Linked DNA regions of Homo sapiens: region 1 is linked to region 2. The links are chromatin loops, found by intact Hi-C in ENCODE. Cell type or tissue: endothelial cell of umbilical vein. All regions are shown on one strand. Each heading gives the region's core, and the rest is flanking DNA. Links, peaks and the distances in the headings are about the cores only.

The links. Peaks named below come from ENCODE experiments on the same cell type or tissue, not always from the same donor. Only the 100,000 strongest peaks of a DNase experiment are listed, where the experiment ranks them.
Region 1: it touches region 2 in a loop (4-fold over the local background); 26 of 110 quality-filtered maps call a loop at or near these places.

What each region holds. Positions count from the first base shown.
Region 1 is chr17:47,289,534-47,297,864 of GRCh38, reverse strand. ITGB3 (integrin subunit beta 3) reads right to left here. Exons shown (of 15, transcript NM_000212.3): 7 at 8,089-8,184; 8 at 7,591-7,680; 9 at 6,777-6,911; 10 at 5,297-5,726. Among named protein-coding and RNA genes, the nearest start is that of EFCAB13-DT, 30 kb to the left of the region's middle. RefSeq lists enhancers at 4,978-5,478, 5,717-6,703. In endothelial cell of umbilical vein, for the core only: no CTCF peak of the experiment used is centred there; a DNase peak (open chromatin) is centred at 3,414; H3K27ac peaks cover 1,451 bases.
Region 2 is chr17:47,235,518-47,243,848 of GRCh38, reverse strand. No RefSeq gene overlaps it. Among named protein-coding and RNA genes, the nearest start is that of ITGB3, 14 kb to the left of the region's middle. RefSeq lists enhancers at 4,676-5,612, 5,613-6,549. In endothelial cell of umbilical vein, for the core only: no CTCF peak of the experiment used is centred there; a DNase peak (open chromatin) is centred at 3,658; H3K27ac peaks cover 2,449 bases.

The sequences.
Region 1 (8,331 bases), core at 230-8,229, 54 kb before region 2:
TATCACCCAGGCTACAGTGCAGTGGTGCAATCATTGCTCACTGTAACTTCAAACTCCTGGGCTCAAGTGATCTTCCCACCTTAGCCTCCTGAGTAGCTGGGACTACAGGCATGTGCCACTGCAGCTGGCTAATTATTTTTGTTTTTGTACAGATGGGAGTCTTGTTATATTGCCTAGGCTTGTGGGCTTGTGCCAAGTTCTTTCTTTTTTTTTTGAGAGTCTCACTGTCACCCAGGCTGGAGTGCAGTGGTGCCATCTTGACTCACTGTAAACCCCCACCTCCCGTGTTCAAGCGATTCTCCTGCCTCAGCCTCCCAAGTAGCCAGGACTACAGGCATGCACCACCATGCCCGGCTAATGTTTGTATTTTTAGTAGAGATGGGGTCTCACCATGTTGGCCAGCCTGACCTTGAACTCCTGACCTCAGGTGATCCATGTGCCTTGCCCTCCGAAAGAGCTGTGACTACAGGCCCGGCCAGCTGGTCCACCATGCCCAGCCGCAAGTTCTTTAGTATGTTATCCTTTTCATTTGTTATAACAACCCTTTGAGGTCAGAGAGGTTAAGTAACTTTCCCAAGGCCATATGCCTTGTAAATGGCAGGGTCAGGACTCAAACTGAAGTCACTGTGACTTCAGATCCCAAGTGCTTAGCCTCTATGCAGTGTCATAAGCAATGCTTTTCCCTATTTATACTAATATGGTCTTTCCAGAAGATGTCTCTAACTTACAGAGAAAATGGCCTTAACCAACAGAAGATGGAGCCAGTTTTAATGGAATATTCTTCAAATTGACCAGTGGAGGAAGAAAAGAGACCAAAGTAGTAAGAAAGAAGTTATGGAAAGTCCAGTAACTAGGCTTGATCTCAATGAGAAATTTCAAGGAAGGAACATTTTAGGAGTCAAATGTTCTGAACTATTTAAGCGAAGGGTGGATGGGCCTCACTGTAGATATTTCCATGCCCTGTCCTCAGCCTGGTCCTGTCTCTAGATAAGTAAGTCATCTCCCCTTCTCCAGGTGATTGTCAATTCCTCTGTGGCCAGGATTCTCTTTGTAAAATGTGATTTCTCAACCTTGGTACTTTTCAATATTTGGGGCCAGATAATTTTTTGTTGGGGAGGACTGTCCTGTACATTAGGATGTTTAGCAGCATCCTTGAGCTCCACCCTCTAGACATCAGTAGCACCTTTCCAGTTATAACAATCAAAAATATCACCAGACATTGCCAAATGTGCCCTGGGAGACAAAATAGCTCCTTCCTCCCAGTTGAGAACCACCGTTTTAAAGTATGAGTCAACTTGATCATGTAACTCACCTGCTTAAAAACCTTCAAAGGCCAAGCATGGTGGCTCATGCCTGTAACCTCAACACTCTGGGAGGCCGAGGCAGATTGATCACTTGAGCCCAGGAGTTCAAGACTAGCCTGGGCAACATAGCGAGATCCCGTCTCTACAAATTTTTAAAAAATTATCCGGGCATGATGGCAAGAGCCTGTAGTCCTAGCTACTTCGGAGACTAAGGCAGAAGGATCACTTGAGCCCAGGAGTTCAAGGCTGCAGTGAGCCATGATCATGCCACTGCACTATGGGCTGGGCATGGAAAGAAATGTCTGCTTCCCAGGAAGGATGGCGGACATAACCCAAGCTGCCCCAGCTGCCAAGTATATCTGGAAAGTAGAGATGTTGGGCTGCCAGAAGGGTGGGGAAAGCAGAAAGGCTGTGTCCCGAGGCTAGGTTCCCTAGAAGTACAGCTTGGATGAGGATCTTATTTAAGGGACTCGCTGAGGATGTAGAGAGGAGGGAGGGAAACAGGACATGGCAAGAGGCAGAGCTGGCAGGAATGTGGTCTCAGCCAGATGCCCTCCAGCCTGATCCTACGTGAATGGCACCACAAAGCCAGGCCCACCCTGAGGCGAAGAGTCTAGCCTTGAGTAACCCCTTCTCCATCAGTCATTGGCCAACATCTAGGGGCAAGACAGCTCCTGTCAGCCGAGGGCAGTTCTTCACAGAAGGGGCAGCTGTGAGCTGCTATCGGCCAACCTCACAGCAGCTGGGGGAGGAGTGCGCCAGCCAGCAGAGCTGCCCCCCCACCCGCCCCCCGGCCTTTCACTACACCCTGCATTTGGCCACGGCTCCTGGATGGGAAAGACCGACACCACAGGGGCCTGGCAGCACTCAGAGGCCTCCGCCTCCTCAGAAACTCTTGTCCCATAGTGTTTCCTTTGTGAGGCTAAACAAAGTGATCTTTGACAAGATGGGCCAGCCAGGGAGTGAGGTTGGGAGTGGAAGTGACAGGTCAGAGCCAGCAGGCTGACCCCAAGCCTTGGTAGGGTTAGCCCTTAAAAGGTAGCCACAGTGTGGTAATGTCACAGGACTGGCACCCTTCCAGCAAAAGGGAGGCTGAGTCCGGGTTCATCGGAAAGTCAGAGGAGTAAAGTAAGAAATGAAGAGTGGAAGAGGAGAAAGGGAGGGGAGCCAGAAAAGGGAGGGAGGAACGGGTGCTTAAGGTCATTGGGAACACGAGCCCCACAGCTAGACCTTCTGGGCTGATGCTCGCTCCACTCCTGTCTGTCCTGAGCCTGCCCCTCCTCTGAGATCTGTCAGACATCCCACCTCCTCCATGAAGCCACCCAGGCCTACCCTGTCCCCAGTCAAGTCTCGCTCCAGTGGACTCCTATAACATTCCCTGAGCACTCCACACTTCCTGGATCTGTCAGATTCAACCTCATGTTGGGAATTATCCTTGGTTAACTGTCTTATTCACGCCTCTCTATCCTACTCCACAACAGCACAGAATCTGGCTCACAGAAGCTGCCTGACTGATCTGTGGCTGTGGCAAGTGGAAAACTCCCTTGAGGATGATGCACTTCTTGATGTTTGAGGCAGGAATGTTGATCATGAGCAACCATGAAGACCAGGCCCAAAGTAGGGAGGGGACAACGGGGATGGCCAGGGAACCAGCCGCCATGCTTACAGGCCATGGGCTAGGGAAATGGCCGAGTCACAGAACACCTGCCTCCTGAGCCCCTGCTTATAGCAAAGAATGAAGCATAGAGCCAGCAGCTCTGGCAAGGGGCAATGGTGAGTGGGGCTTTAAGCTTGGAGAGGTCAGGGATCATGCATGACCCCTTGTTCACTCATATGGACCAAATGATGGCACAGAGCAAGTGCTCAATGATGTGCGCCCCTGAGTATCTGTCACTGGAGGATGTGATGATGGCACCACAGGGTCTAGACCTGAGGCTGGGTGGGCACCTGACACCCTAGCAAGACATGGTAGAGGGAGGCGGCAATGGCTGCCCTGGTTCCCTCATGGATTAGACTGGAATGCACTGAGGAGGAGCTGTTCTTGCACTGGTGAGAGGCAGGAACTGGGGCTTCTGACCCAGTCAGCTTTGTTTTGTGGCTTTAGTGGGGCAGCAGCCAAAAGAAACATGCTCTGGCTGGGATCCTGCCGCAGTGCCTCACACCAGACCAGGAACCATCAGGCCATGGAGGAGGACTGGGGGTGCCCCCGTGGTCCAGCCGTACTCCTCTCCTGGGACCACCCTCTCTCCCTCAGTCCCCAACCTTCTTCCCAGGGGTCTCCCACTTCAAATTTACCCATTTCCTTTGGTACTTTGAATTAGATATAAATACTTTAAATAGTAAAATGAAGTGAAACTCCTGCCTCACCCCCTAATTCAAATGGTTGCTGTTTGTGCTTTCATCTGTGTGTATCTGATCTCTTGCTCTCCCCTAATCATTCTGATAACACTTCCTTCCAAACTCTCTCTAAAATTTTGACAGCATGAGTAAAGGAAACAATGTCGTAGATAATAAAAAAAGCAGTCATTTTTATGTTACTGACATGCTTTAGAAAGACACAGATCGACCTTTCTAAGTGAGCTTTTTTAAAGGTTAATATCAGTATCGAAGTGAGTATCTGCATGGATTAGCTCAACTGATTAGAGCCCCAATGCTGGCTGGGCGCAGTGGCTCATGCCTGTAATCCCAGCACTTTGGGAGGCCGAGGTGGGAGGATCACGAGGTCAAGAGATCGAGACCATCCTGGCCAATGTGGTGAAACTCCATCTCTACTAAAAATACCAAAATTAGCTGGGCATCGTGGCGCATGCCTATAGTCCCAACTACTCGGGAGGCTGAGGCAGGAGAATTGCTTGAACTGGGAGGCAGAGGTTGCAGTGAGCCAATATCGCACCACTGCACTCCAGCCTGGCGATAGAGCAAGACTCCGTCTCAAAAAAAAAAAAGAACCCCAATGCCAATGAAGCCAATCTGAGTCAAGGGTCATCCCCAGAAAACAATTATAATCTCTCTGTTTGGCCACACAATACACCCGTAACCCAGTCCCAACCAACTTGTGTCTGTCGCAAGAGGGATTAAGCCACAGTGATTATGGCCCAGTAAAAACCCATCCTCAGTGCCCCAGGAACAACTCAAGACTATTTGCCCTCTGAGAGTGTTGCCAACATGTCTGCGGATAAAGACTACATTAACATTAGTTCAACTTCTAGCTGGGAAAGTACCCCAGGAGTGGTTCTTGGGGCAAGGAGAAACTAGTTTGAGATTATCAGTGGGCCTCAAGATTTTACTGAATTTTGCAATGAGAAGGACAACTCAGTACCCTGCTGAGTAGAAGGACTTAAAATTATAATCCCCAATCTGTCAGCAGGGACTCTCTGTGGCAGTGCTATCCAAGAGAACTTTCTATCACGTTGAAATGTTCTAGATCTGTCCAATATAGCAGCCACTAGCTACATGTGGCCACTGATGAGCTGAAGAACTGAATTTTTAATTTTTCAATTTTGGTTAATTTAAATAGCCACATGTGGCTAAAGCCTACCATATTGGATAGCAAAGATCTAGAATCCAAAAAATAACAGTAGCACCAATAGTAGTAACAGTGATTAACAAAATAGTGCTAACATTAACAAGAGCATTACACCATTTTCCAGACATTGTTCAAGCACACTCCAATGTCTTGCATATATACTACTCTTTTCCCGGTCTCTTGTGATACAAAGATAAACTCATGTAAAATTATTACTAACCTTACTACATATTCTGACATGTGTTTTCTAAGTCTATAAATGCTAAAAATTTAATTGCCATCTATCAGTAACTTTTTTTTTTAACGTGAAAAGGGGATTGGTCCTTATACTCAAAAAGATTAGGAACCACTGACTTACACCTCTGCCTGCAAAGACCCATCTCAGGCCTTCACCTATGTTTCCAGTGGTTGCAGGTATATGAGGGGGTGTGGGTTCCAGGACAGGGGGCCCTGCAGTTCTCCTCACCTGAGCACATCTCCCCCTTGTAGCGGACACAGGAGAAGTCGTCACACTCGCAGTACTTGCCCGTGATCTTGCCAAAGTCACTGCTGTGGCAGACACATTGACCACAGAGGCACTCGCCCCGCTGGCTGCAGACGGGCTGACCCTCCCGGGGGCTGCATTCGTCCTGCTGGGAAGGGCGATAGTCCTCCTCTGAGCACTCACACTGGGATCCCAGCCAGCCAGGCCCACAACGGCATACCCCACACTCAAAGGTCCCATTGCCATTGTTGCAGCGATGGCTATTAGGTTCAGCTTGGGCCTGGCAGGCACAGTCACAATCAAAGGTGACCTGGACGATCAGGCTGTCCTTGAAGCCCACGGGCTTTATGGTAAAGGACTTCTCCTTCTCCTGGGGACAGCCTCGCACCTTGGCCTCAATGCTGAAGCTCACCTGGATGGAAAGAAAGATTGTATTTAGACACAGTTGGGCCCAGTTAACACTCCAGCTCTGGAGGAAAAAAAAAGTTGTTCCCTGCCCTGCCAAGGAATACCCAAATTGGGTGTCTTATGCTTTTGCAATCTGGAGTTCCTCAGCCTTCCCTATATGAAGGTCTGCAAAGCAAAAACACAAGCACGGGAATAGTATCGTTGTGACATATCTAGCTGGATGCAGAGACATGGTTTACAGTCAATAAATAATAAAAGGCTGTTTTTTCACTCCACATATGAAATAGACCAGCTCAAACTGAACAGAACCTGTGATCATATAAACACCCTGCTTTGGCCTGATTATAATTATCAGCAAGATGCACAAAGCACTATTTTGCACCACACAATCCCACATGGTGGTCAATCATAAGCTCAGGATCTACTTCAGTTCCCACACATTTCATAGCTTATGCAATAAAGCATGTTTCAGGACAATATTTCTAACATGGGATGTTTGCACAAGTGCCTGAGAGACAGATAGGTCAATAGAAAGGATCAGCGTATCCAAAGATCTATTTTCTTCCCCTCCTTCCTCCCCTCCCACCAACCCCTCTCCCCTTAGGCAGAAGCGGAGGAGAAACGACCAATAAGGAAAGTCGTGGAGAGACTGGAGTGTTTTACATTTTAGATTTTACTTTCTTGTGTCGTTTTACAAAAGAAAGGTATTAATTACCTTGGAAAGGCTGGCGACTGGTGAGGGACTGAAGGTAAAGAAATATTTTCCTTTGCAATCAACTGTGCATACACAAACAAAGGTAACCAAATTGTAAGTTTTTCAAATTCCTGAGAGTGAAGTTCACGTAACAGAAATGGCTTACGCAACAGAAGCCTCAGAGGAAAAGATTGGTGGATCCATTACATCTAACTTAGAATGACTTTCAGGAAACGTATTTTTCTTGCCCATATTTTTTTTCTGGTGGAAGGGGGCCATTTTTAGTCACTACAAAAGGAAGAAAGGGGGTTGGGTGCCCACAGATGCTCCAGGACAAAGGCCCTGCCCAGCCCACCTCACCGTGTCTCCAATCTTGAGTCCCATACAAGACTTGAGGCCAGGGATGACCTCATTGTTGAGGCAGGTGGCATTGAAGGATAGAGACAACTCTTCAGGGAGGTCACGCACTTCCAGCTCTACTTTAGAACGGATTTTCTGAGCAGAAAGGGGCACAAGAAGACAAGAAATTGAACTGAAAGGAAACGGGAAATGGCAAGAGCCAGTTCCATCCCAAGCCAAATCTGGCAAGTAGCTCTGGACTCACCCCAGCAGTGCCAGAGGCCAAGGTTTGACCTGGAAGCTGCCGGAGCACCCCTAGGACTCTGTTTCCTGCGCAGGAACCTGCTCCCTCTTTCCATCTCCACTTGCGTCTAGGTGAGTCTGGGTAAAATGTACCAGCTACACCCTCCTGCAGGCCTCACAGATGTTGCAAAAGGGGAGTGCCAATACTGGTCACCTTGGAAAGTGGCATTTTCTACCTAATGTTTCATCAACCTCACCTTCCCCATGTCTCAGCTCTCTCTTTTCCCTGTTATTGGAGCCCAGTTTTCCCTCACTCTGCCCCCACAATTCCAGGGCTCTGCTCCTTCTCCATCTAATCACCATCCCCATCCCCATCTTCTTTCCTTCTTTCTCTCTTCCTTCCTTCCTTCCTTCCTTCTCAGAAGGCTGCATCCCTTCTAGAGCGGGCCATTGCCTGGGCTCTGGGAGCACACGGAGAAGGCAGTAAGACCGTGTGGTAGACTGGCAACTGGGACTCACAAATCTGAGCCCTGCTGTGTAAGCCAAATGAGGTGGACTCTCCGCGGGACTATTCCCAGCACAAGACACTTACCCCATAAGCATCAACAATGAGCTGGAGGACATTGCTGGAATCCATGGACAGAACCCCAACTGTGGTCCCTGGGATGAGCTCACTATAGTTCTAGAAAGGAAAACAAAGATGTCCAGAGCTTACCAAAGGAAGCTGGTGGTCTCCAAAAGCCCTCCCCAAATCCCACTGAGAGTCCTGAGATGAAGATTGGAGGAAGGTACGGGATATTTCAATTGTCACTGCCAGGAATATATCTAGCAGTTTTTCAGCCCTGAGCAAAAGTAGAGGAAACCTCTCACACCCCTCACCACCTCCCCTCCACCACCACAAACACCAACACATACCTAGTAAGTTCAAGATTGCAGGAAAAAGGCCCAGAGTGCAATCTTTAGCTCCTGGGGAGTGGATTAGGGGAGACTCTTTCCTGATTGGGGACTGTATCCAATGCTAGCACAGGCTGGCTACCTGGGGCACCCACCATCACAGGGCCCACTCCAGGAAGCCCGAAGGCACAGTCACCTGATAGAGATTGACTACATTTTCAGTCACTGCAAAGATCAAATTGATGTTTTTCTGGGATAGCTTCTCAGTCATCAGCCCCAAAGAGGGATAATCCTAGGAAAATGAAGGATGTAGAGGTTAATGACGTCTCATGTACATCTCTAGGGTCTAAAGCTTAGAACTTATCTTGCTTGGGCTGTGGCTCAGAGTGTGGTGGTGCTTAAACCATTTCACTTCATGCTGAAAGTGAGACAAGAGCCT
Region 2 (8,331 bases), core at 210-8,209:
GAAAAAAAAAGAAAAGAAAAGGAAAAGAAAAGAAAAGAAGTGAAGTGAAGCCAAGGACTTTCCATCCCAGCTCAGCAAACAAGGTACTGCCTGGCCAAGCCTAGATTCAAGCTCTGTGCCCACAAAGGGCATCACTGCCCATGCTCCATCTCAGACCAATCCATGCCTCTTCCCCATCCAACCCCGGAATAATGGAGCTACTGCTTGGCTTCTGGCCCCAAGCTCCTGTTCTAGTATCCCTCTAAATCCCCCGTCGCCCTCCTTGGGACCCTGCTCCAGTGAATTCAAACTTGCAGCTGGCTCCAGACATTTCTCTCAGCCCTCTCTGACATTCCCTATTTGGTTTTTTTTTTTTTTTTGAGTTGGAGTTTTGCTCTTGTCACCCAGGCTGGAGTGCAATGGTGCGATCTTGGCTCACTGCAACCTCTGCCTCCTGGGTTCAAGCGATTCTCCTGCCTCAGCCTCCTGAGTAGCTGGGATTACAGGCACCCACCACCACACCCGGCTAATTTGTTTGTATTTTTAGTAGAGACAGGGTTTCACCATGTTGGCCAGGCTGGTCTCGAACTCCTGACCTCAAGTGATCCACCCGCCTTTGCCTCCCAAAGTGCTGGGATTACAGTTGTGAGCCCAGCCTTCTTATTTGTATTCTTAAAAGACAGGTTTGAATCCTAGAGCCTCCATTTCCTAGCTGAGGGACCCTGGCAAGTTACTAGACTGCCCTAAGCCTCCATTTCCTCATCTATGAAATAGAGTTAGAAGGGACATGATGGCTCATACCTGTAATCCCAGTGCTTGGGGAGGCTGAGGCAGGAGGATCACTTGAGCCCAGGAGTTCAAGACCAGCCTGAGAATCGAAGCAAGACTTCATCTCTACGGAAATGTTTAAAAATTAGCTGGGTGCACTGGCACACACCTGTAGTCCTAGCTACTTGGGAGGCTGAGGTGGGAGGACTGCTTCAGCCACTTAGCACAGTAATTAGCATGTAATAAGTATTCAATAAATGGTGGGCATGGTGACTCACACCTATAATCCCTGTGTGGGAGATTTTAGGTGTGAGCATTGTGGGAGGCCAAGGAGAGGATCCCTTGAGCCCAAGAGTTTAAAACCAGCCTGGACAACATGGTGAAACCCCATCTCTAAAAGTAAGTAAGTAAGTAAATAAATAAACAAATAAATAAGAGCTATTTTTTCCTCTTAGGATCAACTCATCTATGCTGGTTTAATCTACCCCCACATTCTGCCTACGAGTCAGGATACCTACTGATTTTCATTGTTGCTGCCCATCTCTAGCTCCCTGGACAATGTTGGCTGAATGGAGGCAGGAGGAGGTTGCATACTGTCTGGGTACTGTCTTTACCAGTCAAACTGAGCATCCTCTGACAGCTCCTGGATCAGGTCCTGTGCCCTGTGCCAACCCACGGGTGGATCTAGTGTCTAGTCCTTGGGCTTAATTAGTGCTGCTGGGACAAGTCCACCAGGTTTCTTCACCTGAAGTCCCTTGATGAGTTCCTGGGGATCTGTGAGGCCCCTCTAATATGCAAACATTTGTGTGATATGCATTTTTCTATAGAAATGCTCCTTAGTTTTCACTAGCTTCTCAAACGGGTCTGTGACCTCTAGGGTTAACAACAATTGTTCCACCTTCTTAAAGAACTAAAAGTAGATCTACCACTCCATCCAGCAATCTCACTACTGGGTATCTACCCAAAGGAAAAGAAGTCATTGCATCAAAAAGACACCTGCATGCGTAGGTTTATCACAGCACAATTCACAACTGCAAAGATACGGAATCAACCTAAGTACCTATCAACTGATGAGTGGATAAAGAAAATGTAGTAGTTGGGCATGGTGGCTCATGCCTGTAATCCCAGCACTTTGGGAGGCCGAGGCGGGTGGATCACCTGAGATCAGGGGTTCGAGACCAGCCCGGCCAACATGGTGAAACCCCGTGTCTACTAAAAATACAAAAGTTAGCTGGGGATGGAGGTGCACACCTGTAACCACAACTACTCGGGAGGCTGAGGGAGGAGAACCACTTGAACCTGGGAGGCAGAGGTTGCAGTGAGCCAAGATTGCACCATTGCACTCCAGCCTGGACGACAGAGCGAGTGTCGGTCTCAAAAATAAAAAAGAAAATGTGGTATATAGACATCATGGAATACTACTCAGCCATAAAAAGGAAGGACATAATGTATTTTGCAGTAACTTGGATGGAGCTGGAGGCCATCATTCTAAGTGAAGTAATTCAGGAGTGGAAAACCAAATACTGTATGTTCTCACTTATAAGTGGGAGCTAAGCTATGGGTATGCAAAGGCAAACAGAGTGGTATAATGGACTTTGGAGACTCAGAAGGGGGAAGGTTGAGGGGGTTGAGGGATAAAAAAAACACATATTGGGTACAATATATACTACCCAGGTGATGGGTGCAGTAAAATATCAGACTTCACCATTATACAATTCATCCATATAATCAAAAACCACTTGTACTCCAAAAGCTATTGAAATTTTTAAAAACATATCTATAATAAGAAAAAAAAAGAACAATTGCTCCAGAGGAATCCTAGGATCTAGAACACCATGAGGCTAGTTTGGGCCACTGAGGACTCAGGAAGGCCCTTGCTATAGCCAATACCCACACTGTCAGCTATCTGCTTTCACTACTCCAGCCTGCCACTCACCAGCTTCTCTGGAGTAGCAGGACCTAGTCAGTTCTCCCAAATCTGCCTGAATTCAGTGCCAGTCCATTGTCCAGTCCCCGACATTTCTACTCAGCAGAGGGGGTTAACTCCACAGGTCTACTCCAGCCAGGGACTGACCTCCCTTCCCCCAACCCCACTTCCCCTCAGCACATGAGCTGCTGACCCAGGTCCTCTTCCCCAGCGTCTGGCTTTCCTCCATGGGAAGGAACTAGAATTTGAGAACACCTACCATATACCACCTTCTATACAAATATTGCAAATATTGATTATTTCCCTCAATCCTCATTTTATAGAGGTGCAAACTGAAGCTTGGTGGGCGAAGAGACAGTGATGATGATGATGATGATGATTTTACTAGATGCCATTTATTTTGAGGTTAGTGTGTTCAAGATACTATGCTAAGCATTCTTTCATACTTTTCTTTTTTTTAGTCTGCGGTAAGATACGTGGGGAAATCCTGATTTTACAAGTGAAAAAATGGAGGCACAGAGAGATGAGGTAATTAGCTCAAGAGCACCAGGGAGTTAGTGGCAAAGATGGGGTTCAGAAAAGTTCAGCCTGACTTCAGTGCTTACCCTACAACCTACTGTCTCCCTTACTGTAAGTGTGGGTATAGAATGTCAGGCACTCCCAAATGTTTCAAGTCAGCATTGCTATGATAATGGGAGAAATTCCTGTTTGTCATAAAACACTACTAGATTTCCCATTGTCTGAGATAAAATTGGGAAATCCATAAAGACATTATCTCTAGCGTCGCTGCAGCCCAGGCCAAGTCCAGGAATTCTGTGCCACTAGCCTGAGGAGGCACCCAGAGCTGGGTCAGTCCTACCCACCCCCAAGGGCTGCTCTATTTCCAGGTCCTGACCACTTCCTGTCTTGACTATTACAAGAAGTTACCAACCATGTCTGGCTGAATCCTGAGATATGATAGTGGCACCAGAAAAACCTGGGCATTGGGCCAAGGTCTGAGCTAAACAGAGGGCCCTTGGGATACAGCTTTTCCTTGAAAGGATGACAAACAGAGAGATGACTGTGAGCTGGAAGTATGATTAGCAAGCATGTCTCACTTCCCCCATGGCCCTATGTGTTTCCAACCCAGTAAGACCTGCCTGGAAGCCATGAGGCCTGAGGAAGCAGCCGTGAGGCCTCACCTCCTTCACTGCACAGGACCCCTGGCAGGAGCGCTCCTCTGCCTCTCTGGTCCTGCCTCCTCCCTCTCCTCTCCACCCCTCTGGCTCCATTCTCCTCGCTTCAGGGACTCAGATACCTGTGCCTACCCCAAGGGCTGTGTTCCCCGTCCCTGGGCAGTTACTCTCAACCGCCATCCTCTGTCTGCCTCACCCTGATTCTTTGGTCCTTCCCTAGGAACTCTTTGCCTGCACACCGATCCCTTAAATGCTCAGAGGATTCTGTACATGGTAAAACTTTCAGCCTAAGACCATTCTAGTTAATGAATGCCCTGTTTCCTAACGCTTTCCTTTGCTCAGGTCATAAAATGGACTCGTTGTGCCTCAGAATTCTACTAGGCAATGCACTGAATAAGATTTAAGCTAAGAGGACAAGAATGTTGATAACTTTACATCTGACATTTATTGAGGGCTCATTTTGGGCCAGGTGTTATTCTAATAAATGCCTCATACATATTACCTTGTAACATCCTCACAACATCCCTTAATGAGGTGGGTGTTGTTTTCATCCCCATTTTAGAGAGAAGGATGCCAAGGTGCAGAAAGGAAGAGGAGTCTCCAGTTCTAAACTCTGGCATTCTGGCTTCAGAGGCCAAACACTCAATAGTCAAGCCATACCCAGAAGCCTTCAATGCCTACACCCCCAAAAAGTAATTAATAATGGATATTTGGGGCACTGTGGCAGGTGACCATGGATACCCTTCAAGGTAGGGGGATAGAACTCCCAAAGTCCCTCAAAATCTAATTGTAATATGGCAGAGGATGGGAAGGAAGCATGTGAAGGTTTGGCTATGATATTAATTACATAGGTTATAAGATATAAGCCCCAGCTCTGTTTATCTGTGCCAACTTTTTAAGTTGTATTTTTTCATCAAGACAGACGGGGAAAAAAGTACCTTAAAAATATGAGCTAGCCAGGCACAGTGGCATGTGCTACTCAGGAGGCTAAGATGGGAGGATGGCATGAACTCAGAGGTTCGAATCCTCGCCTCTAAAATTAAAAATTAAAAAAAAAACCATAAAAATATGAGTGATTTTGTAGCAAGACTATCCTTACTGATGGCAGCAGCGGGCCATCCGAAGCAGGGGCTTACCATCACACCAGCTGCAGCAGGGAGGAGCCAGCAGTGGCGACAGGAGCAGCTGTGGGAGTGGCAGTGGCGGCGGTGGGACCCCTGCGCCCCACGTCCCATGTGCCCTGCATCCCGAGGCAGCCGACTGCACCGCCCTCACCATCACACGGCGTGGGTGGGACCCACCCCCAGGCCTGGAGCCTCCATCACTTTTGACCCTGCCCCCATGTCGCCACTCTTGCCCACCGCGGCTGCGGGGAGGGTGTGGGGAGGAGGATGACAGTCCCCAGAGCCCAGCCCAGGGAGCTGCCCCAGAGCCCGCCGCCCTGGGGGCCACCGCAATGGGGCCAGGCCCAGTCACCAGCCTGCAGGGGAACAATGCAGTTGGGCACAGAGAGGTGTGCAGAGAGGGGCCTGGGGCGCAGAGCTGGGGCCGTGCTTAGGGGACCGGGGGTGGAAAGCGGGAGCGGCCCCTGCTTAGAGACCCAGCCAGCAGTACGGCCACGTGCCCAACCCACTGAGAGCAGGGGTTCCTGTGCCTCAAGAGGAGGCTCTGCGCAGGGTTGCCGGGGCTGCATCCCCAGGATCTGCCCTACATCAGGGTGACCACCGAGCCTGACACTCCTGATGGCCGGGCTCAGGACCTACAATCCACTCTCGAAGTCACTCCTGGAGGCACCCCTGGGCAGGGTCTGACAGGGCGGGGGAGAGCCCTGGGCCATCCCTGAGCATTGGGGCCATGGTAACTCATGACAATGACACCCTTACACCAGATGCCTGGCCCAGGCCCAGGCCCAGTGAAAACTTGAAGACCTCACTCCAGACTGTGAGGAGGCACCGCCAGGGCCGCTCGCTCCACAGAGCCAGCAGGAGCCAGGGACTAGCAGAAGCCCCACCCCTTCCAAGTTGGTGGGTGGGAACTCCCCAGGTGCTGCTGCAGCCACCCTGCCCTGTGGAATCAGGCATTTCTGCACTCTTGGGAGCCCAGGAAGGTCCCTCTACCCCCTGCAAGCTCGGGGGTGCCTACTCCCGCTGCCTGGCTTCTCCCCACTGTTGGCACCCACTCTGATCTCAGAGCAAGGCCAGGGCCTAGCCTGGGCACTGTCACAGCCCTGCCTGGGATGCACACACTTGAGGCAGTGCTGACACACCAGGCCCCTGCTGCCTTGGTCCCCTCTGGACTGTGGGTGCCAACAAGCACAGGAAGGAGGCTGAGGGGAGTGCTGAGGACAGCCCGGAGCTGGCCTGCTGACTGAACAGCCTGGGCACCATGAAGTGGACAGGAGGCAGACAGGCTCCTGGGTGGAAGAGGGAGGGTCCCCAGTGAAGCTCCACTTTCAAGGGAGTGGCAGGGTGGGGGGCAGCTGCCAGTCCAAGACCAGAGAGGGAACCTGAAGTGCTTTTCTCTGAACCCTGCCCATAGCCACCTATGGACAAATCAGCATGCACTTCCTCCCTTATGAAGCCCATAAAAACCCTGGACTCAGCCAGACTGAGCAGAGGAGGGAAAGCATGACAGCCAGGGAGGTGATGACCAGCTGCAGAGAGGAGCTGCCCTCCCCAGAGGAGCTGCCCACCCCAGGGTCTCCTGTCTGCTGAGAGCTGAGGAGATGACCAGCTGCAGAGAGGAGCTACCCTCTCTGCTGAGAGCTGAACACTTATTGGGACACCCTGGCTATGGAGAGGAGCCGCTCACTACAGGTCTCCTCTGAGCTGTTCTGTTGCTCCATAAAGCTCCTCTTCATCTTGCTCACCCTCCACTTGTCTATGTACTCATTCTTCCTGGTTGCAGGGCAATAACTTAGGACCTGCCAAATGGCAAGGCTAAAAGAGCTGTAACACAAACAGTGCTGAAACATGCCGCTTGCTTGCCCCATTGGGGGCAAAGAGGAGAGAAAATCTGTGGCCCTTTAGGAATCTCAGACCTGGGAGCTCCCCAAGCCAGGGCTGTGACTCCCTCTTTGGGGCCCTGCAGTTCCTGGCATCTCCAAGCTTCTGGGTGCCACTGCATTCCCCACTGCCAGCCAGGGAAGCTATTTGTGCACCCAGTCCAGCAGCAGCCTCACAGAGAGCTGGCACCCATGTTACCACCTGGAGCTGCCCACCCTGTGGCAGCAGCCGGCATGTCCAACTGCGCACAGTGGCTAGACCCCATGCTCACTCATGCACCCCTTACCACTCCATGTCTGACTTGCAGTCTCCCTTGAAGGCATGGGATTCAGGCCGATAATGTGAGCGGAGCATGGCCTGCCAGGCCGAGTGGGTGGAACAAGCCCAGTAGGCCTGAGCAAAACTTGGGCAAAGGCGCTGTTGGCCACAGACGTTTCCCACCAGAAAAGCAACACTCCAAAGATCCAATAACACTACCAAGTCCAAATAATCTGAGTCCCATTCACGGAAAAAAGAAATTTAGTAATAGGTATACCTGAGTTACAAATCACATGACACAAGTGACTTACTGTCTCTCCTGCTACTCCCTACCCACTCCATCTCTTCTCCCACAACCCACAAGACTCATTGCAACCAGATGCCACAAAGAAAGGACCAGGGGACAGGGTCACCAGGACACATCCCCTCATTCCACCTTCCCAACTGGAGCCGCAAGCAGCATTCCTCATTTCCTTTAATTTAAGGTCTCTTTGGCTCTTAATCCCTGGGAAGTGTCCCTAACTCACCTCTAGTCTCTGATCATTTCTGTACTCTAAATCATTTCAGTATTTCTGCCCTAATTTTGTTAAGTGTTGGTCGGATTTATTTATTTATTTATTTATTTATTTACCTGCTAGCAGGTTTGTACCAAGGCCTGAATGCTTTGCTCTACACTTCTTTGAGTATTCCTAGTGTCATGTTATTTGGTGGCCAAAATGGTACATGATGGCTGAGTAACCAAAGCTGGAGAAGAGGGGAGAAAAAGAGCTGGAAGGGATCCCAGAGCACCTTTGTCTCCTATACTGCAAAAGGAAACTGAAGCCCAGGAGGAGAAAGTGACTTGACAAGGTGAAAAGTTTGACTGGTGGTGAGGGACAACCAGGTAGTTTTTGTTTCCTACTTCACGGCATTGGGTAGAGAAAATTGGGGTGGGGCCAAGGAAAGCAAAGGGCAATAAGGCATGGCGCTAAGAACACAGGCAGCGAGCTGATGTGGGCCTGATTCCTGAAGCTTCCACCCACTCACTGAGTGCCCTGGTGAGAGTTACTTAACCTCCAGAAGCCTCAGTTTTCTCATCTGTAGAATGGGGATAACCACACCTACCTCATGAGGAATCTCTGGGAAGGGTAAATGAATAATGTACACAAAGCACTTGAAACAGCATAAGCACAGGGGAAGTATGCAGAAGAGGGAGGTGCTCTTACTATTATGAGCAGTA